2 separate regions of the Mus musculus genome follow, and region 1 is linked to region 2. The links are chromatin contacts, found by Hi-C or POLR2A ChIA-PET in ENCODE. All regions are on one chromosome and are shown on one strand. Each heading gives the region's core, a stretch centred on a gene start or an enhancer-like site at or near the end of the contact. The rest is flanking DNA. Distances are from core to core; before and after follow the strand shown.

Region 1 (6,517 bases), core at 1,615-4,114, 47 kb after region 2:
GTATGTTTTCATAATTATTCTATTTTGTTATTATAGTGGCTCATTTTCCAGTACTTATTTATAAATTAAACCTTATTATAGGTGGGTATAATAAAACTTAGTATCTACAGGGTTAGGAACTATCTGTGCTTTCAAGTATTGGCTAGGGACTAGGAAATATCCCCTTGCAGTACAGGAGACAGTTATATTCATTTCGCTATTTACTTACCAAACAGTTCTTGAACACTTGCCCATCTCAGACATTGTTCTAGGTGCTGACAATACAGCCATGAATGAAATGGGAAGCATTTCTACCCTCATCAACTTGTATCCGATGGAGAATACAATAGAGTAAACATGCTACATCAAGATGACTTCAGTTGTAGGCAAACACTATGAAGGATGCTTTGTATATGTTGAAAGGTTTGGGGGACCATCATTTTGTAGAGCTTTCTATAGTCCATGGTAGGGTTATTCGATTTTATTTTATATGTGACAGAAACTGCCTTGGAGAATTTTGAACAGAGTCAAATCTTCTATGTCATAACAGTGTGGGAAGAAGATTAAGGGGGGACAAAAGTGAAGCAAAGAAACCATTTGGGAGGCTTTGCAGAAATTGAGGTAAGAATGAATGACAACAGAGTAGTGGGTGTGGTAGCAAATTTCTTATATCTGAAACGCTGTAAAATAAATCCAATGCAAGAGGTTGGTATAGTGGATTCAGTGGAGTACTGGAAGAAGGGGACACCTTTTGCAAACAGATGTAATGCATTTGGATAAAGCTGAAGTTCAGAGTAGAGTCTGAAGTACAGAGGTGAGGGGGTTCCAGGATCTGAATGAATGGTATTACCTGTGTCATATGGATGGCTTCTGACTGAGAAGTAGCTTCATAGCTCTAAGTCCTGGGGTGATCTATACCAAATATGCCAAGTACTGAGCCAGATTGGGTACAATGAGAACTGCAAGTCTCTGGTGCAGAACACAGTGGAGTCAGGGGAACACTTGATTCAGGCATGTTAAAAATGGATGGAGTTGTTTAAAAAGAACATTGATGGGGGAAACAATGCAAAGATTACAAACCAATTAAAAGACATTGGTAGTTAGAAAGGGGCAGCTCTTAATTGGAACCAGAGACCATCTGAATCCAAATATTGATATGGAAGTTGATTTTAAAAGCTACCCCTCCAAATTCTCACAGCCTAAGCTGACTTTAAACTATGTAGCCGGAATGACCTTGAGTTTCTGAATTTCAGATCCTTCTGTTTTTACCCTCCATGCACTGAGGTTACATTTGGGTCTTTAACATTCAGATCTTGCAAGTACAGTCAATAATAGACAAAACAAAGTATTCATTAAACTGTATTTTTAACCAGTCCCTAACATGACATGGCTATCCCTTATGTAGTACTGGGGTTGTCTTATATGTATTATTCTAGGCAAGCTCTCCACCCATGAACTTATCTTTGGGTGATGGCTAATCTTTAGAAGCAGAAAGACTGAGTGGCATTTTCTTGTGGCTGCCCAGATAAAAGGACATGAAGAAAGGAAACTGCTCTTTGGTTGCTTGCTCTAACACTCACTGGCAACTTCATCTGTACCACTGCTGTGCCATTCCTTTGCCAGTATTAGAACCAAACTTCTTTGGGATTCCAACATGGACTGAAGACCTGTGGCTCTCCAGGAATCTTCCAGGTCTCCAATGCCAGGTGGGGGTCTGTTGAGACATCCAGCCTCTTAGACTGAGCAACTACAGGATTCTCAGCCTTTCAGGGCTGAGACAGCCATTGCTGGACTACTTGAACTGCATCTTGTAAGTCACTCGGATAAGTCATATATACATATATATCCATGTGCATACACACATTCATTCTATCAGTGTAATAACCCCTAGTACACTTTCAGTAAGATAATAAATCTGTGGGTATAGGAAAAAACGAAGAGCCCTTACCTTTTAGAGGTTCATACCAGACTAGAGACAAAATGATGGGGCTCATATAACTATGGAAGTTGGTAGTGAGTAGACTCTTCTTTTGTTTTTATGCCTGCAATGCTCCACATATTTAAAGGAAGAAACTGAGACATTCTTGTTTGTGAAGCAGAGCTGTTTATCTTACTTTTAGTTTGCAACACTGCATCTTACGACTCCCATATCATCTGTTAACAACTCTTCTCTCTCTCCTCCCTCCCCCTCCTCCTCTCCCTCAGGGAAAGGCCAAAATGGAAATATTTCTTGCTAGTCCTGATGGCTCATTTCTATACCTCTGGCTTTCCAGAGGCTGGGAAGAGACATCTGAAGCCAGCCTGGGCTACACAGTGAAATTACCCACTCCCTCCATTTTAAAAAATTATATTAAGTTTTTTTCACTTGTCAATTTGTGGAAGGATTGTTATAGACATCTTTGAATTCCTAAATGAAAATAAAAGTGAATGGAAGGGGGAAAATGAAGGTTTAGGATGTTATTCTTAATCATGTTCACAAATATCTCCATATATATGAATATATCATAGAGTACAATCTTGCTTTTAAAAAACATTTTTGATGATTACATTAGTATAATTTTTAAATATATTGCTTATCTGTATTTTCTGACTTTTACATAAGGCAAGTATTTAATTTTAAAAGTCTCGTATAAAAGTGGGGGCTGCAAGGAATGGAATTACTAGAGAGTACTTTCTTCTACTAACAAAAAGTACGAAGAAGTATTCTCCTGACCTGACCAAGAAACCAGACAGCGGATCTTTCCCGAGAGAAGCAGGAGATGCGAAAGTGCGCATGTGCAACATCTTTAGGGCGGGAGTAGGACCTGCTATAGGACAGCCTTGGTAGCCAATGAGAGGCCCGCGTCAGAGGCTTCTTCCTGAGAAGGCAACCGGAACTTGTGCTTCCGCTGCGCTGAGGAAAAGTCACTACCGGAAAAGCAAGAAAGAGCTGAGGTGAGCGGGCGGCGGCGGTTGGCGACCGCAGCCTAAGTCTGTCTCTCCGCCCCCGCGGTTGCGTCTCTCCCGGCGTGGAGCGCCGAAGTCCGGCGCGGGACAGCCTGGGACGCCCGGGCTAGCCTTCCTCCCGGTTCCTCCGCGAAGCCTCCCCGGGGCCTGAGGCAGGCGGCCGGCCGAAGGTACACCGAGTACCGCTCTCTCCGGACGACAAGCCAGACGGGAGGTTGGGAGGTCCGAGTTCTCGTCCCCACGCCACGGGCTTTTATAATGTCGTGGTCTTAGCCTGCCCTGTCGCCATTGGTAAAGTGACAGTAGCCGCCTGGGAGCGCGGGGGCTGGGGGAGGGGAGCGAGAGCCTGGGTCGGAGCCGGATTCATCCTGTACCAGACTTTCCGCGGGGACCCAGTCACGGGGACAAAGTGAGCCAAGTGTCTGAGCTTGCGGACCCCCCCCCTCCCAAAAAAAAAAGCACCCACGAGACACTGGATCTTGTTAGTGTTAGCGAGTCACGACCTCCAGCGGCTTTGAAAAGTTCAGTTTGAACCGGTAATGGGCGGTTTCTGTAAGGTGGCCCGCTCTAACGCGGGATGCCCAAGTTACGGGGGTTTGCACTTGCGCCCGAAAAAACTAATGCGGATTCCCGTTGTACAATTCACCCCCTTCTGCACGTTGGGAATTGGCTTCTTGTCTCTATAGTCAAATTGGGAGTAGTCGTACCGTCCTGATGATTGGAGTGAGGATGCGGATCTGTCACTTACTAAAAACCTTCGGGAAACTGCGGGTTTAGTGTGGGTGTGGCTAAGGGAAGCGCAGATCCCCAACTTCAAAAGCCTTCGGGGGATGAAATTTAGGCCAGGTGTTGACTTGAAGTGGCTACAAGTAGACTTTCGTGTTCTAGGTATATACACCCTGAATTAGCTCTAACAGTTAGACAATCTGAAGAATTTGGAGTTGCTTCCCTCAGATTTAAGGTATTGGCAGTGTACATCAGTGTGAGAAAGCACTCAAGAATCTTCTCATTGTATAATGTACTTAAATTGGAAAAAGCAAAGGTTATTTTGACCATATATGTTGGGATTTAGGTTTTAAATTTATGTAGAAAAGATGTAAAAATTGCTAATGTGTTAAGAAAACTGTACTATACTAACTCTACTATACTGTAAGATGTGGCTTCCTTCAGAAACCTTGGAAAATATTTGAAATATGAAATTTAACAACGGTGTTTTGTTATAGTTGTTTGTTTGTTTGTTTTTTTGAGACAGAATTTCTCTGCGTAGCCTTGGCTGTCCTGGAACTCACTCTGTAGACCAGGCTGGCCTCGAACTCAGAAATTCACCTGCCTCTGCCTCCCAAGTGCTGGGATTAAAGGCGTGCGCCACCACTGCCCAGCAACAATGGTGATTTTTGTCAAGATGTAAAGAGAGTTTTAAGTGTTTGGGTTTGGAGACCACTGTACAGTAAAAAGGAAAGTGAACGACATGAGATTAATAGATACCATATGTAGTTTGATTATGGGAAAGAATAATAAATAAGGCATATGACATTTGCATATAAATGTTCTTTTCCAGAGTAGGTTCCAACATATGCCTACCAAAAGGAGTCAGACATGAAAAAATAGTATATCATGTACCATATAAAAGCACCCTAAATACAGACCCTTTTTCCTTAGTTCTCAGAATATGTTTGTTCTTTGAGAATTTTATACACACACACACAAACACACATGTGTTTTGATCATACCCGCTTCCACACTCCTCTAATACCTCACAGACCACTACCATATCTTACTCCCACTTTTATATATTTTAAAAATATTTACTTAGTTTTTAAAGATGGATCTTTAGCACCGGCTGGCCCAGCCTCACTGTGTAGTCCAAACTGGCCTTGAACTTAGAGCTATCGAGCTTCTCAGTCACAGGGACTACAGCATGACCCATCATGACTACAGCGGGAACCATCATGCCCAGTTTAGGTCTTTTTAAAAAAATGTTTAAAAATAACAGTAAATAAAGTCCTCTGCCAAACCTGTGGTGGACTCTGCTGCTTGTTTTTCCACTTTGTATGCTTTACATTTGTCAGATTACCTAGAATATGTGAGTCCTTAGTGCTAGCATCCTTTTCTAAACAAGCAGAGCAGATCTTACTTCACCATCACGTGAAGTCTGGCAGGCAGCAAGAGTGCTCTTTAACAGGTGAGAAAGACTTGAAGAGATCAAAAAAATAGTAGGGTTTCTAAGTGATACTGTTTTGTGTTCTCAGAATTTCCTTCATAGACAAAGTTTGCATATCTCGACTTGGGTGTATAGTTAGAGATATTAGGGCAACAAGGCTCTCACTTCTGTTATCTTCACTGCAATAAACATAACAATTCAGCATTTTTAAGTCTGATTCAGTTAAACAAACTATCTGATAAAAACCTGCAGTCGTGGGTGAATACAGTTAAGAGTCAGGACACAGCAGGCCGTAGGACCAGAGCAGTATTGTGAAGAAGTCATGGTACCTGGGAGTCAGTGACTAAGTAGTTTAAACGGTGATTCTGCAGTAAAAATGACCTTGCCATTGTCCACTGTGAGTTACAGAACCTGTCTTTACACTTGAATGTTAGAATCATAATTGTGGTGCTATCACAAAGTAGACAAAGGGCAAACCTTTTGGAAGGCAGAGTCTTTGGTGTGCAACTTTCTGTACCTTCCTTGCTCTATCCCATTAGCCTAACAAGGAAGTTTTTTTGTTTTTTGTTCTCCCCCCCACCGTCAGATCTTCATAAAGCTTTGCTTTATTTTCTCTTTGCCAGGATCATCTGTCCCTATCGGGTGAGTTAGCACACCTGTTGTCTTGGGTGGTCAACACGTTCTCAATTTTCAAGGTGTATTTCCTATCAGGAAACTTGAAGATAATATGGTCTGAACCCACAGTGAACTTCTGAACATCGTAGTTGTGTTGATCAGGCTGCTCTGGTCTTAGGTTGGTACTTTTTTCTCTCATCAGTGAAGTTTCATGACACAGTAACAAATGTCACAAGACCCTCTCCCTCCCTCACACCCTGCCCTGCTCTTCTCCCCCCCCCCCCCCCAGTATACTTTGCCCGGTCTGTTTTTGAGAAATTGACAAGTCTTCCGTGCTCTGGAAGGATTGTTTTGTTTTTGTCATTACTGGTATTGTGGGTGCCTGTCTTCCACTGAAATGTGGCCTATATCTGAAGATTTTTCCCGCAAGCCCCAGTAGATAGAGAGCTAATGTGGGCTGTCCCAGCTTCCATTTCCCTCAGACATTCTCTATAGAGGAAAAAGATGTAGCTTTTGTTTTATTAACTACTGTTGAAAACCCTGAGGAAATAAAGGAAAATACATGGATGTTAACATAATATTTAATTAGAACATAATTGATAGCTATTCACTGCTGTAAATGTTAATTTTAAAATCTAAGATCATCTTGTCTTGGACTGTGTACTGTCAGAAAAAGGAAGAACATATTCTGAAGTCACTAATTGGGGGCAGCAGGAGGAAGGTGGTGTTCATGATTCTGTTCTGAATCGTGCTCTGTTTCTTTAGGTTCTTGATTGTCTACAATGGGTGAACCACAGCAAGTGAGTGCACTTCCAC
Region 2 (7,087 bases), core at 2,201-4,700:
GCTGGCCTCGAACTCAGAAATCCGCCTGCCTCTGCCTCCCGAGTGCTGGGATTAAAGGCGTGCGCCACCATGCCCGGCTGCTGTCCCTGAACTTAATTGATCCTCTTACCTCAGTCCCCTTAGTACTGGGATTACAAGCAAGTGCCACCATATCCAGCTTGTGTTAGAAATGTTTTTTTATGATTCTTAAGAGGTAAAGCGGGTGTGGTGGCACCTACTTATGATCTACTCACAATCAAGACACACTGGAGGCTGAGGCTAGAAGGCTTCAAGTTCCAGCTTGGGTTATATAGTAACATTATCACATATACATCACTACCACCACCACCAACAACAACAACATCAACAAGTAAAGAGAAAAGGGTCCATGAATTTGAATGAGAGCAAGGAGGATACATGGAAGAGTTTGGTAGAGGGAAGGAAAAGCAGAAATAATGTAATTATATACTAATCTCAAAAATTAAAAACTATTTTTTAAAAACTGGTTAAAGTGTAAAATCCATTTAGAGAAAAGTCATTTAAAGGTGCGTGGCTATGCTCTCACTACGTAACATGAATTTCATGTTGCGTTCACAGAAACAGAGAGTTGATGCCATGTGACTTATTAGTTCTATGTGGGGAATCCCCCAGGCCCACAGCTCGGCACCTACCTGGCCACTCACCAATGGGGCCTAAACATATGTTATTCTATCTGCCTCTCATCTATTGGTAAGTTGTAAGTGAGACCCTGCTGAAGACAAGTGATTCTCGAGAGGTAGGCATTCTTTTCCCTGACACTTATGAGGCTAGGCCTTTCCCCCCTCTAAGTGCTTTGCTCCACATTCACGGAAAGCCTCATAGACTGGACCTCACTCCCCTCACGTGGATCTTCTAGCGAGACACCAGCAGGGAACAGAAGCCTCCTCATCTCGGTGAGCACCAAGCTAAAGCCTAAGTACTCATCAGTGCCCAGCCCCTCTAAAGATGCAGAAATACTACAACCATATGGTGAGAAATCAAACAAGCTTCGAAAAGTGTTTGTGGAGAATTAAACAAGCGTCACTGTGTCAAAAACAAAAGATTTTGAAAGAAAGAGTGGAACTTGGGGTTGCTGTCTAGTCCTTGTATTTACAAAGGAGACGAGTCTGATGGAGGACATTTGCCCAGGCTGACTCACTCAGTGGGAAGTGCAGCGACGACTTGACCCGCACCCTGTCAGGAGACATCTAGGATAGGTTAAGGTTAGCAGGGGGCCTTCCTAGAGGTGGTACGTTGGATTTTTGGCATGGTGCGCAATGGGTGAGCTTTATGGTAAGGCCAAAGAGATGTCATCTTAGGATTGCTTCTTACAACTGATATGCCTTTCCTGTCATTATGCAACTAACAGTCCCTGGGCATTAGCCCACCCTATTGATCAGATTTCCTTCAGATCAGCATAAAGATGAATGTTCATGAATTAATGCTGTTTAGATGAATTAATAATGATTCTATAGAATTCCCGATTTGATTCAAATAATTTTAGGAAGTTTTAAGAGATGGTCTTAGTTGCTTTGCTAGAAAGTTGTAATAAGGTTACAGTCAAGAATAGAATGTGCCCACTCCTCAGAATAGTAAGAAAAGGCTGCATAATAAGAAATACAATGAGCTTTTAATAATTATACTAAAAAGAGAAATAGACTTGGGACAAATTTGTGTTCAAGGAAAAACATTTAGGCCCAAGGATACAACCACAGATATGAACTATGATAAGCCAGGGCCATGTAAAAGCTTTGAACTTGTAACAAGCATATAGAATGAAACACTCCTTTGAGCTAAAATATCAACATCTTTTTGTAACTTCAAATTTGTGTAACATTTTATCTCTGAGGTAATTTTCTAAAGAAATTTTTGTCTGAGAAGGTATAAAAAAGCCAGAGGAAAGAAATTAAGTTGTTAGTTGGATAGTTTGGCTTGGGGGGGGGGGGGCTCTGCCCATCCATCCATCTATCTATCCAGATGTATATGTCTGTTTGTCTATATGTATGTTCGTAGGAGTATGTGTGTATGTAAGCATGCATGAATGCTTGTGGAGTGTATGAGACAGGTGATTGGGCCCAACAAAAATGTGAATGTGTTAACGTGCAAATAAGAATGTGAATGAAAGTGTAAATATATGTGTGAATGTATATGTGTCTGCGCATATTTGCCTGTATAAAGCATCTTAATTCTTTCGCTTCCCTTCCTCTCTGGTTCACAGAGTTAACCAGCCTAGTCAGAGGGGCTTCTGGCTGCCTGGACTGAGAAGGGTGTGACATCAATATACCATTACCTAAATCACCCTGCCGTTAGCAGCAAGTGTCAGCAGATCCAGTAGCTTCTGGCCTCGGAGTAACTTGCAGTCAAGATAGACCTAGGTTATTTTAGAAAGCAACCCTACTCTCAAAAGACCAAGTCTTGCCCCAGCCAATGCTCTTGGCCCTTGGCTGCCTCAGAGAGGACTTAGCCATGGGCTAAGCTCCCAGCACCACCCAGTGCTCCTGTCACACTGTAGTATTAACACACACTCGCTTGCTTTTGTTGTTATTGCTGTGCACGAAGATGTCATTAGACGCCTCCAGCTGAGCCGACACACTCTAGCGGGATCCCTGGTCTGCAGGCAGAAACTCTGTGTTCCACACCCCCAGTCTCCTGAGATGTTTTACCACAAAGAGGGTTGTTCCTTCCAACTTTAGAATGTCACTTTAATGGAAGTAGGACCCCATGGCCTCAGGGCAGTGATGACCATTGAGATAAGCAGAGTTCAAGTCGTGAAAATCTTACATAGGACCTCCCTTCACAGTCTAAGAACCACTTCTTTTGTAAAACAGGGAAGTTGAGCTAGGTTTCCCCTTACGTCTTAATAAGCCATAGTTAATATTTTACTGTCCTACAGACTGTAGATGCCACATATACTTCATGTTTACATAAACTTCAAGTCCTATCCACAACATTCACCACATAAGAAATGTATGAACGTTAAACCTACAGATTTTAGAATTGAAATAGCCAAATCTAACTGACACTGGAGTCTCAGAACTCTCCACATTTCTTCCGATCTCTAACTCTACTTGGTGGCTTCCAAAACACACTGTACCTGCATCCCAGGTGTTCAAGTTTATCTCAGGAATCAGCTCAGTCCAAACACAGAACAAAGTAAATAAACAAAATAAATAAACAAAATAAACAAAGCACAACGTAAGCCTTCTCATACCCCGTGGCGGTCCTCAAAGTAGGCCAGGCTGGCTTTCGTTAAGACAAAGAAACGAACTTTAAAATTCGAGGGAGAAGTCCTTCTCTTCTGTTGGGACTTCTTGATCAGCTGTTCTTCCAGGAGGATGAAGTTGTTCATGGTCCAGTTCTGAAAAGTGATGCGCCTTGGGCATCACCCCGCAGTGCGACTGAAGGAGAGGAGCAGCGGAGACTGAGACAGGATGCAGTTGATCTTTAGAGAGTCGTTCAAAGGCAACTTGCCTCTAACCTTATCTTTTCTATCAGCATCAGCCAGCCTCACCGCTGAGCTCCCTCCTCTGATGTCAAAGGCCATGACCACATCCTTTCAAAATTCACCAAGCTGGGAGGCACATGCGTACCCTTAGCTATATGGTTTGAAAAAGAAGTTTGAAGAAACCTAGAATTATAAGAGGAGTTCACTTATAATTCTTCTAGCTCCTGGTTTAGCCTTGACAACAGTTAAGTCATGTAAACAAGGGACTAAGAACAGGGATCCAGGGGTCAATGGAGCTCAGCTTGTATGTAAGTTTCCCATTGCTATTATCATGGACTGCCTGCCACAGGCTTAGTGGCTCAAAGCGCCATAGAGCCACAAGGCTCAAAGCGCCTTACAATTCTCTAGTTTAGAAGTCTGAAATGTGTCTGGTTGAGTGACAGTCATGGTGACTGTGGGACTGTGCGCCTTTCTTGCAGATCTCTAGGGGACACTGCCTCTGCGACCATCCTCCCTACTGAGGGACACTCTGGTGGCCTCTGTCTTGACTCTTTTACTCCATCTTCAAACCCCCAAACTGCAGGTCGAGCCCTGCTTGCTCTGTATTGCCAAAATCTCTTCCTCCTACCTCTGCTCCATTTAAGGATCCTGAGAACCACACTGGGCCCTTCTCACAGTGGTCGTCTAGGGCAGGCTCCCTATTTTAAGGTCAGCAGATGGGCGCTATAACTCCATTTGGAATGTAAATTCCCCTTTATCACCCAACAACACACAGTCACAGGTTATAGGGATTAGGGCATGCAGAGATCTGCACAGGGCTGTTTATTCTACCTATCGGTTTGAATTCCATCTCTACTACCTACCACTGTCCAGTGGCTTGGAATATCAGTTCCTTCATCTATGAAAGGAAGCAACAGGGGTCTTGTATGAGGCACTGCAGGGGCCCCTTTGGACACCGTTGGTGTGCCTGGCTTCCTTCTGTGTATGCTACTTCAAAAATGCAGTGTCCTGTGTCTGAACACTCTCTCTTGTCTCTTTCTTTTCCAGTGAGCGCCTATGAGATACTGCCAGCCTCGCCGACCTGCAACGTTCTCTGGGAAGCCTTTCAGACTTTCCCACATGGAATCCTCTCTCCTATTTTCCTCTGCCATAAGGACTCTAATGAGGAGGCAGGACACACAGACAGACAGCAAGCTACCTCCTTGTAAGGGCTCTTTGGGAACTAAAGCTTATCTGCCCTGTGGACAATTCACAGGGTCTGACCTTTGAGTCAGGATAATGTTATGGTGTAGAACTTATGTGACCAGGAAGTTAATAGCCAAGAAGTCCCGGGGCAGGCAGAGGCAGCTCATCAGAGAAGAACAGAGGACGAGACAAAGGGAGGGAGGCAGTACAACTTTCCTGTGTAGTTTTAGATGTAATTGCTAATTGCAGCCTCCTTTCACATCATACATTGGATGCTGCTGAATAATGAAGGCAAAAAGAGGCGGGGAGGGAAGAGGAAGAGAGGAAAGGGAAGGGGAGGGGAGGGGAGAGAAGGGATAAGCTGAGATTTTAAGACAGAAAAATATGTACAAAAGAGGTAGACTTTTTTTTTTTTTTTTTTTTTTTTTTTTTTTTGGTTTTTCGAGACAAGGTTTCTCTGTATAGCCCTGGCTGTCCTGGAACTCACTTTGTAGACCAGGCTGGCCTCAAACTCAGAAATCTACCTGCCTCTGCCTCCCGAGTGCTGGGATTAAAGGCGTGAGCCACCACGCCCGGCCAGAGGTAGACTTTTTAAACTACAGTTTGTAGCAAAAAATACTAATTTCCTTCTCTTTCCTTTCTCTAGGGTAACTGATTGCCTGAAGATTATCTGGACATCTGGGCAGCCTGCCTAAAGACGACATCGTTTTTAGCTTTTTCTGTAACTTGGTATAGCCATACAACTCTTTTCTGAACAAGAGAATATGGCAGAAATGGAAGCATCCTGGCGGGATGTGGTGCTGTGCATCTGTAATCTCAGCTCTCAGGAGGCCGTCTCAAGAAAAGCAGGGGGGTCCTTAAAGGGCATCTCCTGATCTCCTCCCTTTCCTACTACTGACTAGGGTGTCAACTTGATGGTTGGAGCTGGAAGAACTATTTTATACTACATACTGTGGAGGTTACACGTGAGAGCAATGGATCCCCGATAGGAGGAGTCTGAGGCTGTGATGACCACAGATCTGGTCACTCACGCTAGCAGTGGAGTGCCTCTTCACACTTCCTCTCAGACGAGAGGCTCAGAAGCAGAGGATCATCTCTTTTAACATAAAAAGAAACACACCATTAATATTTTCTCGGGCCCTGTTATTTTAGTTTCTGTTACTGGTAGCATACCCAACTCTAATATCATGTAGTCTCATATACTATCTTCTCAACTATAATGTAAATTACTTTGGAAAGGGTAGGTTTATACCAGATTGATTCAGGTGCAATGATTGACAGACTTTATATGGTACTTTCACCAGGGAAAGCAGAATATGAGGTACCACTGTCCTTCATTTGCAAAGTCTCCATATAGTACAATAAGCAATAATTTCATTTTCTACAACATAGAGCACTGCAAACTACTTACAGGGACTATTCTATGTCCACTCTTAAATGTAATGTTAGAACTTCCAATATTTTCTCTGTCATAGTAAGACCAAGAATCTCCTTATTTTTATTTTGGTTTTAAAAGTTTAGTTTACAGGAGACAAATTCCAAAAGCTCATACTGGCACCTGTAACCAGCACGAGGCTACATGGTGATACCCAGCCTGAATGAAAAGCAAACACTAATGCAGAGGAAGCTGGGGAGACGCCACAGTGGTTAAGAACACTTGCTTTATAACACGAGGACTGTAGTTCAGGTCCTAGCATCCACAGAACAAGCCAGGAATAGTCTCCTGCATGGCAGCTCTTTGAAGGGTAGAGACAGGTAGATAGAGTCCTAGAGCTAGACGGCTGCCAGCTTAGACGAGAAACAGAGAGAGGCCTTGCAGCCACTGAAGAACACAGAGGATGATAGAAGACACCTGAAGCTTTCATCTGGCCTGTGCATGGGTACACCTGTACATGTGGCCATACACCACACACATACACATATACCACACGCAGAGGAAAAAAACAATAAAAGATCAATAACTAAAATCCCAACAATACAAGAGAACTCTGATTAGCCAAGGATAGAACAGTTTTAAGCATCAAAAAAAAAAAAGTGTGATGAGTTAGTTGAAAAGAAAACTGAAAACAGCCCATCCCAGTGACAACTTTCAGAGGGCGGTGAATAGCCAACTTAATATTCTGGAGACTGAAAACAAAAATAAATGAGGGTCTTCTGCTTCTCATGAAAGAGTACACTTCAGTTTAGTCATCAACTATTTAATAATTTTAAGTGAAGCAGGAAAGACTACTCCACAATCTGCACGTGGCTGATGACCCTAGTGAATGTTAAACTCGCTGTGTCACAGGTCAGTACGGAAATGTACAATCAGTAAGAAGTGACCGCACAGTGACAGGCTGACCATCTTCCCAGGACAGACACAAGCAGATGCTACGTGGTTTCTGTTGTAATTTGCTAGGAAGCAGGCAAGCCACCCACACAGATGCCTTGTCGAGAGAGAACAGAGTCACATATGACTCT

Evidence for each region. A loop is a pair of places that touch in the nucleus more often than their neighbours do. ChIA-PET counts read pairs that join two places held with the same protein, here RNA polymerase II (POLR2A).
Region 1: a map of CH12.LX shows a loop between it and region 2 (2.8-fold over the local background). The contact joins the promoter of Med7 here to the promoter of Itk in region 2. A Hi-C loop is called at or near these places in 8 of 37 maps with a recorded cell type or tissue (CH12.LX, T-helper 1 cell, T-helper 17 cell and 4 more). POLR2A ChIA-PET finds 5 or more read pairs at or near these places in 1 of 5 experiments (embryonic stem cell).

What each region holds. Positions count from the first base shown.
Region 1 is chr11:46,434,097-46,440,613 of GRCm38, forward strand. It overlaps Med7 (mediator complex subunit 7), which reads left to right and starts at 2,865. Exons shown (of 3, transcript NM_025426.3): 1 at 2,865-3,095; 2 at 5,710-5,879; 3 at 6,467-6,517. The coding sequence starts at 6,484.
Region 2 is chr11:46,386,065-46,393,151 of GRCm38, forward strand. Itk (IL2 inducible T cell kinase) reads right to left here and starts at 3,451. Exons shown (of 17, transcript NM_010583.3): 1 at 3,209-3,451. The coding sequence starts at 3,346.